Regions from separate parts of the Homo sapiens genome. Here region 2 is linked to region 1. Evidence: read pairs that join two places in POLR2A ChIA-PET (ENCODE). Cell type or tissue: PC-9. All regions are shown on one strand. Each heading gives the region's core, and the rest is flanking DNA. Links, peaks and the distances in the headings are about the cores only.

Region 1 (7,177 bases), core at 1,578-5,577:
TGCTGCCCAGGCACCCGGGTTCAGCCCCTTGAAAGATCTCCTTGCTTCAGGGAGCCAGGCTGGGACTGGCTTAGCCCATCCATCTTAAAAAAAAAATATTTTTTGAGATAAGGTCTCTCTCTGTCGCCCAGGCTGGAGTGCAGTGGCACCATCATGGCTCACTGCAGCCTCCACCTCCCAGGCTCAAGTGATCCTCCCACCTCAGCCTCCCATGTACCTGGAACTACAGATGTGCACCACCACATCTGGCTAATTAAAAAAAAATTTTTGCAGAGAAAGGTCTTGCTGTGTTGCCCAGGCTGGTCTTGAACTCCTAGGCTCAAGTAATAAAAAAATTTTAAATCATCCAAATAACTCATGGAGATATTCTCCTTTTAATACATTAAAACATCATATGTGAGGCTCTGAAGTCCCCACCTGGGCCCCAGCACTCCCAGCTCCCCTTGTCCTACTTTCTCCCATAGTTTTTAGCACATCTTCCGTACTGATGTCTTCCTTGTTTGTTTCATGTCTGTCTCCCCAGGGAGAATGGCAGAGCCACAATAGGAAGGTATTGGCTTGTTTTCTTCCCTGCTGCCTCCCTAGCACCTGGCATGGTGTCTGGAACATGGCAGGTGCTTAATAAATATGTATGAAATGGATGAATGAATGAAGTCATAAAGAATGAGAACTCTCTATCCCCATTCCAGTCCTTCCTTGTGCCCCAGGAAGTAACTCATCTTACCTCTTTGGAATTTGCTCTTCTACATCTTATCCCCATGGTTCTCAACCAGGGCAGCTTTGCCTCTCAGGACACATTTAGCAATGTCTGATGACATTTTGGTTGTCACAACTGATGGGGGCGAGGGGTGCTACTGGAATCATGCCGGTGGGATGTTGCTAACCATTCTATAATGCATAGGACAGCCCCTTAGCAAAGAATTGTCCAGCCGTAAATGTCAGTAATGTCAAGGCTGTTGTTTAGATCCTGGAATGTTGTACTGCTGTTAATGGGGAGGTTTTTCTCTGCTGACCTAAAAAACCTCCAAGATTGGTTACTAAGAGAGAAAAACAGGCACAGAATGACGCACACAATATGATACCATTTATATTTTAAAACGCACCAAAAAAAAAAAGCCCTTTGTATTTTCCACAAGTCTATATAAACGTGTGTGGGTTGAGTTGGGTTTTTAGCTCTTGCCACAAAAGCAACTGGGAACTGAAGAGAGTTGGACGGGATGGTCTCCAGCATCTCTCCAGCCCGGATGTTCCCTGAATCCTTAAGTGGAGCAAACACTTGCTAAAGGAAGCGCCATCTCTAAGAAGGCAGGGAGACCAGGGCGAGACTTAGCAGCGGGAGGGAAGAGCAGGGATGGCAGGAGGTGTCCAGAGGCAGGGACACACACTGTGTGCTAAGGCCCCACCACTCCCAGGCATGGCTCCCAGACTGGCGGCTGCTGCGTTGCCTGGGAGTGCATTGGAGAAGTAGCATCCCAGGCTTCACCCCAGACCTACTGAGTCAGAATCTGCTTTCCCACAAGCCCTCCTGGTGAAGAATGGCTTTTGGCTTAAAAACACCCAGAGACACTTTTTTTTTTTTTTTTTTTGAGATGGAGTCTTGCTCTGTCGCCCGGGCTAGAGTGCGGATCTCGGCTCACTGCAAGCTCTGCCTCCTGGGTTCAGCCTTTCTCCTGCCTCAGCCTCCCGAGTAGCTGGGACTACAGGCGCCCGCCACCACGCCTGGCTAATCCTTTGTATTTTTAGTAGAGATGGGGTTTAATTTCACCGTGTTAGCCAGGATGGTCTCGATCTCCTGACCTCATGATTCGCCCACCTCAGCCTCCCAAAGTGCTGGGATTACAGGCGTGAGCCACCGCGCCCTGCCCAGAGACACATTTTTTATCTTACAAGAGAGAAGAGTGGATAAAACTGCATTTCTCTCTGTTTCCACATCTCTCTTAAACATCTTCTAACACTTTTTCTGCTTTAGTGGAGGAACAAAGAAGGAAAAGAAAATGTAAACACACAAGTGCGTGCGTGCACCCACACACACACACACACACACACGCAACATCAACGATGTCATGTACAATCCAAGTGATGGCTAACAGGCACGTATTTCTTTAATGAGCACCATTTCCGATGAAAAACATACTTCAGGCTCCGTGCAATTCTTCCACCAAGATTTGCAAGCTCTGGGGTCATCGTAACCTAGAGGTTAGACGTGATGCTTTGGACACATGAACAACAGTCTTGGCAGTAAAACCGTTTGACAGCATGATGCCCTTATGAGTTCCATCATCTGGAGCAGAACCCATCAGATGGAGCAGAGCCTGTCATTTTTGGTAGGGAGCGGAGCCTGCTGCAGCTTAACCTGGCAGGACCTTGACTTTGATTACTGAGCTCATTCAGGAGCTGCCTTCACCATAAATCCATCTTCTCTATCGGCACAAAGTCAGGCCTTTTATAGCAACCATCTGTATAAACAAAGTATTCTTGTGTCTAAAAAAATGACTTCTTCTCTGGATAAGATTTTTTTTTTTTGAAACAGAGTTTTGCTCTTGTTGCCCAGGCTGGAGTGCAGTGGTGCAATCTTGACTCACTGCAGCCTCTGCCTCCCAGGTTCAAGCGATTCTCCTGTCTCAGCCTCCTGAGTAGCCGGGACTACAGGTGTGCGCCACTACATCCGCCTAGTTTTGTATTTTTAGTAGAGAGAAGTTTTCACCATGTTGTCCAGGCTGGTCTCAAACTCCTGATCCGCCCTCCTCAGGCTCCCAAAGTGCTGGGATTACAGGCATGAGCCACTGCGCCCAGCCTTTTTTTTTTTTTAAACAGAGTCTCGCTCTGTCACCCAGGCTGGAGTACAGTGGCTCAATCTCGGCTCACTGCAGCCTCCACCTCCCGGGTTCAAGCAATTCTCCTGCCTCAGCCTCCTGAGTAGCTGGGATTACAGATACCCGCCACCACACCCGGCTAATTTTTATATTTTTAGTAGTGATGGGGTTTCACTATGTCGGCCAGGCTGGTCTCGAACACCTGACCTCTGGCAATCTGCCCGCCTTGGCCTCCCAAAGTGCTGGGATTATAGGTGTGAGCTACCACACCTGTCCTCTGGGTAAGATTTTTTGACTTAATTTTCCCTTCACCTCCAACTCCCTTGCTTAAAAATATCAAGACTGAGCCGGGCATGGTGGTTCATGCCTGTAATCCCAGCACTTTGGGAGACCGAGGTGGGCAGATCATTCGAGGTCAGGAGTTAAAGACCAGCCTGGCCAACATGATGAAATCTTGTCTCTACTAAAAATACAAAAATTAGCCAGGCATGGTGGTGGGTGGCTGTAATCCCAGCTACTGAGGAGACCGAGGCACAAGAATTGCTTGAACCCAGGAGGCGGAGGTTGCAGTGAGCTGAGATCGCGCCACTGCACTCCATCTTAGGCAACAGAGTGAGACTCTGTCTCAAAAAAGAAAAAAAAAAAAAGACTGGACCAAAAAAAAAATTGTAATTTTATTCCCCATGTCTCTTAAGAAAACAAAAACATATTTTGAATTCTACGCCTCCCTGAGTGAGATGGCTGTGGTGGCAGTGGAGCTCACTCTGGAAGGCTTTAGATGCCAGGATGAATGTTTATTCCTGGCCTCTGACTACTTTCTCCTGACCTCTGACCTCTGGCCTGTCCCCTTCCTCTTTCTCTGGATTCTGTCTCCCCAAATTTCTTGGACCCACCTCCAAAGCCCCACTCCCCATGCAGGAAGGAAAAGAGCATTCACAGGATAAATATTTAGCCCAAAGGTCTTGGAGAGTGTTTTTGGGAGGCTCCCGGCAGTGGGGCTCCAGGCATAGATGACCTCACCCAGCTTCTCCTAACAGTGCCACCTTGGTCCTTCTTGCCTGCCCTCCACGTCCCATCTCCCTCAGTCCCTCTGTCCAGGGCAAATGGTGGTAGCCTCTGGAGGGGGATTTGGCTCTCTCATAATCCCCATCATCGCTTCTACAACCACCCCCAACAAACGCTCACGCAGCCCATCTGCTTAGCAGGTGTTTCCAGCTGCCCCTTCGGAAAAGACCACTGTCCCCAAGACCCCCATATAGACCATCTGGGCCTGCCACTGCATAGATGTGGCCTCCTTCACGGCAAAGGTTAACATCCGGGGCTCCGAGTCAGACCTGAGTTCAAATCCGGCCACTTCTTAGCTGGGAGACTGTGGGCAAAGGGCTTTGGCTCTCTGAGCCTTCAATTCCCTCCTTGTAAAAGGAGAATAAAGCACTGGTTCTTAACTAGGGGTGATTTTGCCTCCCGGGAAACCTCTGGTAATGTCTGGAGACAGTTTTGGTTGTCATAACTGGAAGGTGGGAGTGTTAATGGCATCTAGTGGGTAGAGTCCAGGGGTGTTGTTAAATATTTGACAGTGCACAGCACAGCCCCTTAATTAAGGAATTATCCAGTACAAGTGTCACTAGTGTCGGGGTTAACAACCCCTGATGAAGTGCTACCCACACTGTCAGGTGGTTGTGAGGATGAAGATCAGGAAGCAGCTAACACGGGGCCTGGCCCACGCTAAGCACCCAGTCCGTGACTGCGAATATGGGTTTTATGATCAACCTCTTTTGGTTTTTTTGCTCATCCTCTTCTCTCCTGCCCTAGACCAACTCCAGAGAGCTTCTTTCGCAATCGAGCATACAAGATCGGCACCACCTGGCACGGTGCAAAGGAGCCACCCCACCCGTCACCATGTCCACACCCTAGCCACAGACCTCTCCCCGGAGTCCCACTGCTGCCTCCTCACTGGCTTCCCTGCCTCCTTGCCTGCCCTCCTCCATTGCTTTCTCCCCACTGCTGCCCAAGGGAATCTCTAAAAACCAGTGTTTTTGAGCACTAGGAGGGCTCTGGATCTATGTAGAGCACTTTACCTACATTATCTTATTGAATCCTTAGAACAAACCTTTGAGGCAAATGCTAAGATTGTTTCATTACGGAGGAGAGAAAACAGGCTCAGAGAGGTGTCGTAAGTGACCTAAAATCACAGAGCAAGTAAGTGGCAGAGCTGGGATTTGAAACCAGGTTTGTCTGAGATTAGACCTTATAAGTGGGATGTTAGCTGCATCTCCTACTCACTAAAACAGTGGGTGTGCTTCAGAATCCCCTCAGAGGGGGCCTGCTACAATGGGGAGCCACATCTAGGGTGGACCCCAGGAACCCACATTTTGACAACCTCCCCCAGCTCCTGTCGTAGGCGATTCTGATGCTGGTGGTCTATAAGCACTTGGAAAAAGCCTCTCAGATCCTGCTGCTCTTCTTCCTAAAACCATCGATGGTTCCCTTTTATTCTCTGAATTGAGTCCAAAGTCCTGGACACGTGGCCTTTTCTCCCATTCACTCTAGTGTTTGAGCTTGCATCTGGTCTTTCACCCCTGAGCATTTGCTCAGGCACGCTCCCTGCCTGTGACACGCTGCCAGCCTTCCTTCTCCCTGGGCCTGGTGGGTTCCCACAGGTGCTGGGCTGGGAGTTAGGACTTGCGGGTTTTAGCTTCATGGGATAGCAGTCTCCCAGCGTAACCCTGGACGACACATCCTTCACTCCCTTTGGGCCTTAGTTTCTCCACTGGAGCCACAGAGATTTGACTGGATGCTGGCTGTGTAAACAGAGACGGCAAAGGCAGGCTCTTGCTGCCAAGCCAGGCATCTGGGCCTCCCCATCTGTTTGCAGGTCAGCAGCCTGTGTTCCTGGCAGGTGCTAAACACTCACTCATGCTGCTGAGAAGATCCAGGGAGGTCTGGCTCCAGCACCGTGACTGCAGTTGCTTGGGCCAAATCAATGTTTCCACATCTTATCTCTAACTGGCTCAGTCACAATATTTAGACACTTGGCCTCAAGTTGAGAAATTTGGTGACTCAGGGAGATAGCAGCTGTGGCCGGCTCCTGACCCCTGAACCCTCTACCCCTGATGGGGACACACCCTCCCAGAAAGAGGAATGGACTTTCCCTACAAGAAGCTCTTCGTGAAGGGAGAAGGAAACTGAGGACCAGAGAGGAGAAACAACTTGCTTGAAGCCACACAGCTACATAGTGGCATGTGTGCATTTAATATTTACTGAGCACCTACTATGTGCAAGTCTCCATGGTGGGTGCTATGAAGACAGGCGCGAGCAAACAGGACAGAGAAGGGATTTGTTCTTGTGCGAATTTCAGTCACAGTCAAATCTTATTATTATTATTTTTTTAGAGACAGAGTCTCTCTCTGCCCCCCAGGCTGGAATGCAGTGGTGCAAACTCAGCTCACTGCAGCCTCAACCTCCAGGGTTCAAGAGATTCTTGTGCCTCAGCCCCCTCAAGTAGCTGGGACTACAGGCACATGCCACCACGCCTGGCTAGGTTTTTTGTTTTTGTTTTTGTTTTTGTAGAGACTGGGTTTTGTCATGTTGCCCAGGCTGGTCTCAAATTCCTGGGCTCAAGCGATCTTCCCGCCTCTGCCTCCCAAAGTGCTAGAATTACAGGTGTGAGCCACCGCGCCCGACCGACCCTTGATATTATTGAAGGTTAACATTTACAAAGCTTTTATCATGTGCTGGTCACCATTCTAAGTACTTATTAAATCTTCATAATTACCCAGTGAGGTGGCTGCTGTCATTTTACAGATAAGGAAACTGAGGCACAGTGAGGTTGACACTCACTTGGAGCCACATGCTAGTACAGTGGGCTGAATGGTGGACCTCTAAGAAATCAGGTTCTCCTAATCCCAGGAGCCTGTGAATGTTACCTTATATGGTAAAGTCTTTGCAAATATGATCAAATTAAGGATTTTGTGATGAGGATATTATCTGGGATTATCTTGCTGGGCTCTAAATGTTATCACATGTATTAAAAGCATGCATGTCATATGCTTCGTAAGAGGAAGACCAAGGGAGGGTGGACAGACACACAGAAAAGAAGACAACGTGAAGACCAAGGCAGAGATGGCAGTGATGTGGCTACAAGCAAAGGAATGCTGGCAGCCACCAGCAGCTGGAAGAGGTATGGAGTGATTTGTCCCCCAGAGCCTCTGTGGGAGCATGGCCCTGCTGACACCTTGACTTCAGCTGAGTGAAACTGATGCTCACCCTCTGGCCTCCAGAACTGTGTGAGAATAAACTTCTGTTGTTTTGAGCCATCGAGTTTGTGGCAATTTGTTATAACAGCCACAGGAAACTAAGCCTAA
Region 2 (7,177 bases), core at 2,097-6,096, 240 kb before region 1:
GAAATTCTTGAAATGGTAGATATCTCAATATTTTGTTACACTTTGCTCCAGCTGGAGAAAAACGTTTTCCTTCCATTTCTTTAGCTTTATGAAATACAGAATTACTTTGATAGCTATGTCAGCATTTACAAATTCTAACCAAATGTCCTCTAACATAATTTTTAAAAAGTACTTTCTGGACCTCAGCACTCTCCCTGGAAGTGCTCTTGGGTTTCCAGTCACCTGAGTTAGCAAGTAAGCATTGAAAGCAAGACTGCCTTTCCATCACTTCTCCCAAGACCTAGCTATTCAGGCTACAATTATTTCTGCAACATCAGTGAAGAAATGAACCTTGTAGATGGAGAGCTCTGGCTGACTCCCAACACCATTCCACCCCACTCCCAGTTGAGGTCGCCAGGTGGTCAGAGTTCATCCTGCAACTTTTGGTGCCAGAAAGAAGAGGAGGTTCTCTCTCCCACTGCAGTTACTGCTTTAAGGGCTTACCACACCAAGAGCCTGTCTGAGAACGGATCAGAGTACCACAGGGAGAGAGCCTGCCTGACAGCGAAGCCGGGGAAAAGGGATTCACTGCTGAGGCATGGAGAAGAACTGGGTCCAGGAGACCTGATTCAGCTAAGTCTCAAGCTAATACTACCTGTAGTTTTGCCAGTTACATGAGTCAAGAGGTGAGCGCCCCTACCCCCACCAATTTTTTTTGTTTGTTTGTTTTGAGACAGAGTCTTGCTCTGTCACCCAGGCTGGAGTGCCCTGGCGTTGACTGGAGCTCAATGCAACTTCCGCCTCCTGGACTCAAGTGGTTCTATTGCTTCAGCCTCCAGAGTAGCTGGGATTACAAGCACCTGCCACCATGCCCAGCTAATTTTTCTATTTTTAGTAGAGACAGGGGTTTCACCATGTTGGCCAGGCTGGTCTTGAACTCCTGGCCTGAGGCGATCCACCCACCTCAGCCTCCCAAAGTGCTAGAATTACAGGCATAAGCCACCGCGCCTGGCCAATTTATTTTCTTTTGAATTGGGTTTTGTCCCTTGAATGGAAAGAGTTCTATGTTAGTTAAGATGCTTTTAGTTGCAAGTAAAAGAACCTAGACTAAAAATGGCTTAAACAATAGATGTTGGTTTTGGTTTTTTTTCTTTATTCCAAGTCAACAACAGCTAATAGATGTTTATTATCTCATATAAAAGGTAGCACTAAGATAGGAAGTTTCAGGGCTATCAACTCAACAAAGCAACAATGCTATCAATAATCTGGGATTCCCATCTGTCCCCTCGGCAATCCTTAGCATTCTGGCTTTTGTCTTTGAGCCACAGTAGTTGCAAGATGGCTACCAGTCCACTAGGCATCACACTCTCATTCAGCAGCATCAAAGAAATGAAGGGGAAATGTCTCATTACTATCTGAGAGGAAAACATTTTCCAGGACCCACTACCTCATCACGCTTCCCCTTGGTGTCACTGGCCAGAACTGGGTTTCACACTGCCTTGCCGCCCCTACCCCTCTGAACTAATCATTGGCAGAGAAGAGTGAAATTAACATGATGGCAAAGACCAATCTTGACTTGGAGGGGCCCATCTTCCTTGAGCACACTGTGGCAAGATACCTGATCAAATTTGGGGTTCTATTTTCAAGGAAGAAGGGGGAAATGACTCTTTGGTAAGCCACCAACAATGTCTGCTCTAAGTCCTAATAGAAGCACTGGTGTTCAGCAAGCTGCAGTTACCCAGACATTCAAGAAACATGAGGAGCTTGAAATTCCAAATGAAATTATAAGAATTATCATTTTAATTTTCATGTGTATAATATCTAAATACACACCAACTATAATTTTGATAACAAATTTATGTAAGAAGCTATAAAACTGACCACACAACTGTAAATTCCTTGGAGTAGTTCTTAGAGCCTTTACCGAATGTCCCAGAATTATGGGTATTAGTCACATAGGTTCTTTTCAATATGCCTAATAGCAGAAAGGAATGTTAATGAGCAAGGCTCCTATTCTTAGAGCTCTATGACTATCTTACTAGCTAAGGTTGTTAGAATCTACCAAGATATATTGCTAAAAAACATGCTAAAAACAGAACAAGAACTTTTTGAGTAAAACTGGTTTTGAAACCTGTACTCGAGGTCAACACTATCCAGTGGTGCCCATTCCTTAAAATACGGCATCACCTGGAGGTCATAAGGCATAAATGAGATAGATGACAATGTGAAGCCTCACAAGCCAGGATCTGGCACTTAGTACTGAAGTCCAGGGAAAATACAGGAGAGTCTGAACCAAGGTAGTAGGACTGCTGGGGTGATGGGAGGAGGGGGAGGCTAGTGAACAGAGTCTAAACAATCATTTCCAAAGCTAATCTAAACAATAACTATCTTGTGAAAGAATTACTACTCCACTAAAGATCTACCAGGCAATGAAAGTTAATTTCTAAACATCAGCAGTGATCAGGAAAAATTAAATACCATCAGTAGGCAAGTAGAAACTAGTAAAAGTGACTGCAATATAATAAACTGATAAAAAGCTTTGGCTGACCTTAGTAAGACTTTATTTACTGTGCCTTACATGTCTCCACCCACATTTTAGCCTTGAACTTACACTTACGGAAATTCCCCACTTCTTCCTTCACTAACCACTTCAATGAACTTGTGTGTGCATTCACACCTGTTATTACACGGGTTCATTCACTGCAACTAGATCTCAACAGTTAATTGGCACAGGAAACAAAACAGAAATGTAAGTGGGGTAGAGCACAATGCTCTCTGAAGACTTTAGACCTGACTCTGGCATTAAGTGAGCCATTTCTTCCTCCTAAACTGTAAAGTCAGAGTCCCTTCTGTCTATAAAATTGAGTGATTCTATGAAGTGTCATTACTTACCTTAGTTGAGTTGGATGTCAGCCTAGCCTAGCAGTAGAGGTCAATGTTCCCCAAGGGTAGTTCTACCAGAAGCAAAAGGCTAAGAAAGGGCCTTTGAGCTGTACAGAGCTGTATGGCCTTTGGGCTTCTACATGACCTTTAGGAGGTCACTACCCTTCTTGAGCCCCAGTGTCCTCATCTGTAAAATGGGATCATAGCACCCTTAGGGCAGGTTGCAGTGAGGATCAAATGAGATCAGGGATGTGATGCATCTCTTGTGGTTCCTGGCACTAAAGAGGCACTCAAAAAATGGTAGTTATTGTTACTGCTTTTATTATGGAATCACCAATACACACTTACCTAAAGAAACAACAGCAACACTCTCTGGCAAGAAATGTAATCTGTATCGGATCAGTAAATGCACCAATATGATGCAGATAGCTGTGGAAAAAAAAATAATACAATGTTTTAAAAAAAACACTCAATTCTGAATGATAAACACCAAGTTCAAGTCAGTGGTTATTTCTGGGGGGGTCCTCACAGAAATGGACAATTGGAATAACACAGTGAACTTCAGCGGTGTTTTTCGTGTCTCATTTCTTAAACTGGAGGTACATTTACAATGTTTATTATATTTTCTCTATACTTCTTTGTCTGCCTGAACTAGTTTGTTTCCCAGTAGTTATTGGAAGAGGAACAGAAATCTAACTTTTTTGAGACAGGGTCTCACTGTGTCATCCAGGCTAGAGTGCAGTGGTATGATCTAGGGTCACTGCAGTCTCAACTTCCCAGGCTCAGGTGATTCTCCCATCTCAGCCTCCCAAGTAGCTGGGACTAGAGACACATGACACCACACCCAACTAATTTTTTTGTATTTTTAGTAGAGATGGGGTTTCGCCACATTGCACAGGCTGGTCTCCAACTCTTGGGCTCAAGCAATCCACTCACCTTGGCCTCCCAAAGTGCTGGGATTACAGGCGTGAGCCACGGTGATCAGCCAGAAACCTATTTTTTTATATAAGCTGTTAAACCTTATAAAATTATTTAAAATTATTCAAATTTTTCTGATTCTGAGAAATGGTCTTCAACTTTTTGGAAGTGATTATCAACTGGAACACTATATGGTGAAGAGGAAGTCAATGAAATCAATCACTTTTACATAAATGTAACTGCAACAGATTGCATTGACACAAATTATTTTGCCATCATGTGACTGGCTCTTAACATAGAGGGAAGTAAGGGTTTTACAAACAGGAAAAAGTAAATGGTTTGGTGACAAGAACATCAGAGATCTGAATATGGAACACTCCTGCTCCCCAGCTGGGTGCAGCTGTGTCCTGCCATTCCCATCGGCTGAGGACTTCCCATGAGCCATGAACTAGGCTGAACACCCCAAATACTCTCTCATTTAATCCTCCAACTTCCCTCGGAATTAGCTGTCATTACCACTATCTTCTCTGATTACAAATCAGAAAACTGAGGCTTCTAGACATCACAGCCCCTGTCACACCACTGGTAGGTGCTGCAGTATTGAGTCAGATTCCAAATCTGTGCTCTTAACCACAGCATACCCCACCACCTCCCACTTGGCTGGATGCCTTCATTCCTCAATCTCCAAAACAGAATAATGTCTAACTTTCCTCACAGAGGTGTTGTTATGAAAGAAAATAAGAAGATGTAAAATAAAACGATTTGAAAGGGATATTTCTGCCCCCACCAACCCCCCGGCAAAAAAAATGGGTACTTCACAAAAATTATTCCTGAATGTAATTTCCTAATCCAAATGTTAGCGTGCATGTCTTTCTTTTACTGGGCACCTAGATGGTATACCAGCTCATCAACCACAGTATTAACAGGACTAACATTAATTTTGTTATTTTTTTCAAGGAAATGTTTAAACAATCCACATGCCTGTTAACTGGTCACCCTCAGAGGCTGCACTGACAAATTAGGTTTCTTTAATCCCACCAAAAAACACCAGGTGGCCAGAGTGTTGTAAATGTAGACATTTTGTCCTCTTTTCATTCTGTGCTTTAAACTATCAATCTGTGGTGTTATTTTTATATAAATATTTAACCTAGTTAGAAATCCTACATTAAATACTAATGGCAAGAAAAAAGTTCCAGTGCATAAACATAACATGTGACTAATGAACATGCCCAATGTCTAGACAAAACAAAAAACGGCAAATAAGCACATAAGTGGACAGAAAATAGACCAAGAGAGTTGAACCAGTTTCTGCTCTTCCTTTGTACCAAGCTAGATTTTTAAAAATTTAAGTTATTCTCATAAATAGATCAAACAACTCTTTGCGGCTTTAAGAGCAAAAGGGGAAACTATTAACAGAAAGAGTTAATATAAGGCTCATCAATGCCAGGTAACAGCCTTCAGCCATTAAAAAGAATAAAGTCAGAAAAGACAATCCATAGAAGGGGAGAAAATATTTGCAAATCATATATCTGATAAAGGTGTACTATCCACAATATATAAAGAACTCTTAAACTCAACAGCCAAGAGACAAACACCACAGCTTTTAAACGGGCATAGGACATGAATAGACAAAAGATGTTCAACATCAATAGTCACAAGGGAAACTAAAATCAAAATACAATGATTCACTGGAAGGACATGTAAGATTTTTTAAAAAATACAGTGAGGGCCTGGTGCGGTGGCTCACACCTGGAATCCCAGCACTTTGGGAGGCTGAGGCAAGCAGATCACCTGAGGTCGGAGTTCAAGACCAGCCTGGCCAACATGGTGAAACGCCGTCTCTACTAAAAATACAAAAATTAGCAGGGTGTGGTGGTGCGCACCTGAATCCCAGCTATATGGGAGGCTGAGACAGGAGAATCACTTGAACCCAGGAGGTAGAGGTTGCAGTGAGCCAAGATCATGCCACTGCACTCTAGCCTGGGAGACAGAGCAAGATTCCATCTCAAAAAAAACAAAACAAAACAAAAATACAATTTCATATCCACTAGGATAGCTATAATTTTTTTTTTCCCCGAGACAGAGTCTCACTCTGTCACCCAGGCTGGAGTGCAGTGGTGCAATCTCAGCTCACTGAAACCTCCACCTCCCAGGTTCAAATGATTCTAGTGCCTCAGCCTCCCGAATAGCTGGGATTATAGGTGTATGCCACCACGCCCACACCCAGCTAATTTTTTTGTATTTTTAGGAGAGACAGGGTTTCGCCATATTGCCAGGCTGGTCTCGAACTCCTGGCCTCAAGTGATCTTCCCGCCTCAGCCTCCCAAAGTGCTGAGATTGCAGGTATGAGCCACCACGCCCAGTCTATCATTTTTTTAAAACCAGAAAACAAGTGTTCGCAAGAACATGGAGAAACCGGAACCCTTGTAAAATGGTGCAGCCCCTGTGGAAAACATTTGTCAGTTTCTGAGAAAGTTAAACATACAGTAACCGTTTGACTCGGCAATTCCACTTGCAGGTATATATCCAAAAGAAATAAAAACATTTATCCACACAAAAGCCTATACACAAATGTTCACAGCAGCAGTATTCACAACAGCCAAAAGGTAGAAACAATCCAAATGTTCACTGATGAATGAATAAACATCATGTGGCATATCCATACAGTGGAATATTACTCAGCCATAAAAAGGAATGCAATTCTAACATATGCTATAACATGAATCTTGAGAACATTATGCTAAGTAATAGAAACCAGACACAAAAGGCCACGTATTATATGGTTTCATTTATATGAAATATTCTAAATAGGCAAATTCCTAGAGACAGAAAGCAGAATAGTGGTTGCCAAGGACTAGAAAAGGGAGGGATGGGGAATGACTGCTTTTAATGGTTTTCTTTTGGGGTGATGAAAATGTTCTGAAACTAGATAGTAGTGATAGCTGCACAACATTGTGAATGTACTAGATGCTGCTGAACTGTACATTTTAAAGTGGTTAAAATTGTAAATGTATGTTATGTATTTACTACAAAAAAAAAAGAATGAGGTAGACAGAAAAAACACCAATACAATGATCTCCAAGACATTCTGTGAGATGAAAAGGCAAGTTATGGGACCCCATTTATGTCAAAACAAATTTGCAACTCCAAACATGTATTATTTGTGTTTCTGCATGTACTTACGAATATACATCTGTATATGCAAAAACAAGCACGTTTTCAAGTACACTTGGAAAAAAACCGAGCAAGAAAGGGCAAACACTTCTGTGTGGTATGGAGGGTGTGCTTTCAATTTTTCATGCCTGGAGTAATGACTATGGAAAATATATAAAACACATATCAATCATAATAACTCCATTAAGTTTCAAGGCCCATAAAATGTATGTGTCAAATAATG

The links. Peaks named below come from ENCODE experiments on the same cell type or tissue, not always from the same donor. Only the 100,000 strongest peaks of a DNase experiment are listed, where the experiment ranks them.
Region 2: POLR2A ChIA-PET joins it to region 1 with 16 read pairs; 5 of 35 experiments call an interaction of 5 or more read pairs at or near these places.

The regions. Positions count from the first base shown.
Region 1 is chr20:49,582,411-49,589,587 of GRCh38, reverse strand. No RefSeq gene overlaps it. Among named protein-coding and RNA genes, the nearest start is that of PTGIS, 18 kb to the right of the region's middle. In PC-9, for the core only: a CTCF peak has its summit at 5,560; DNase peaks (open chromatin) are centred at 3,787 and 4,667; H3K4me3 peaks cover 892 bases; H3K27ac peaks cover 3,636 bases.
Region 2 is chr20:49,819,175-49,826,351 of GRCh38, reverse strand. SLC9A8 (solute carrier family 9 member A8) reads right to left here. Exons shown (of 16, transcript NM_015266.3): 3 at 3,211-3,291. Among named protein-coding and RNA genes, the nearest start is that of SLC9A8, 9.9 kb to the right of the region's middle. In PC-9, for the core only: no CTCF peak of the experiment used is centred there; a DNase peak (open chromatin) is centred at 4,411; H3K27ac peaks cover 2,528 bases.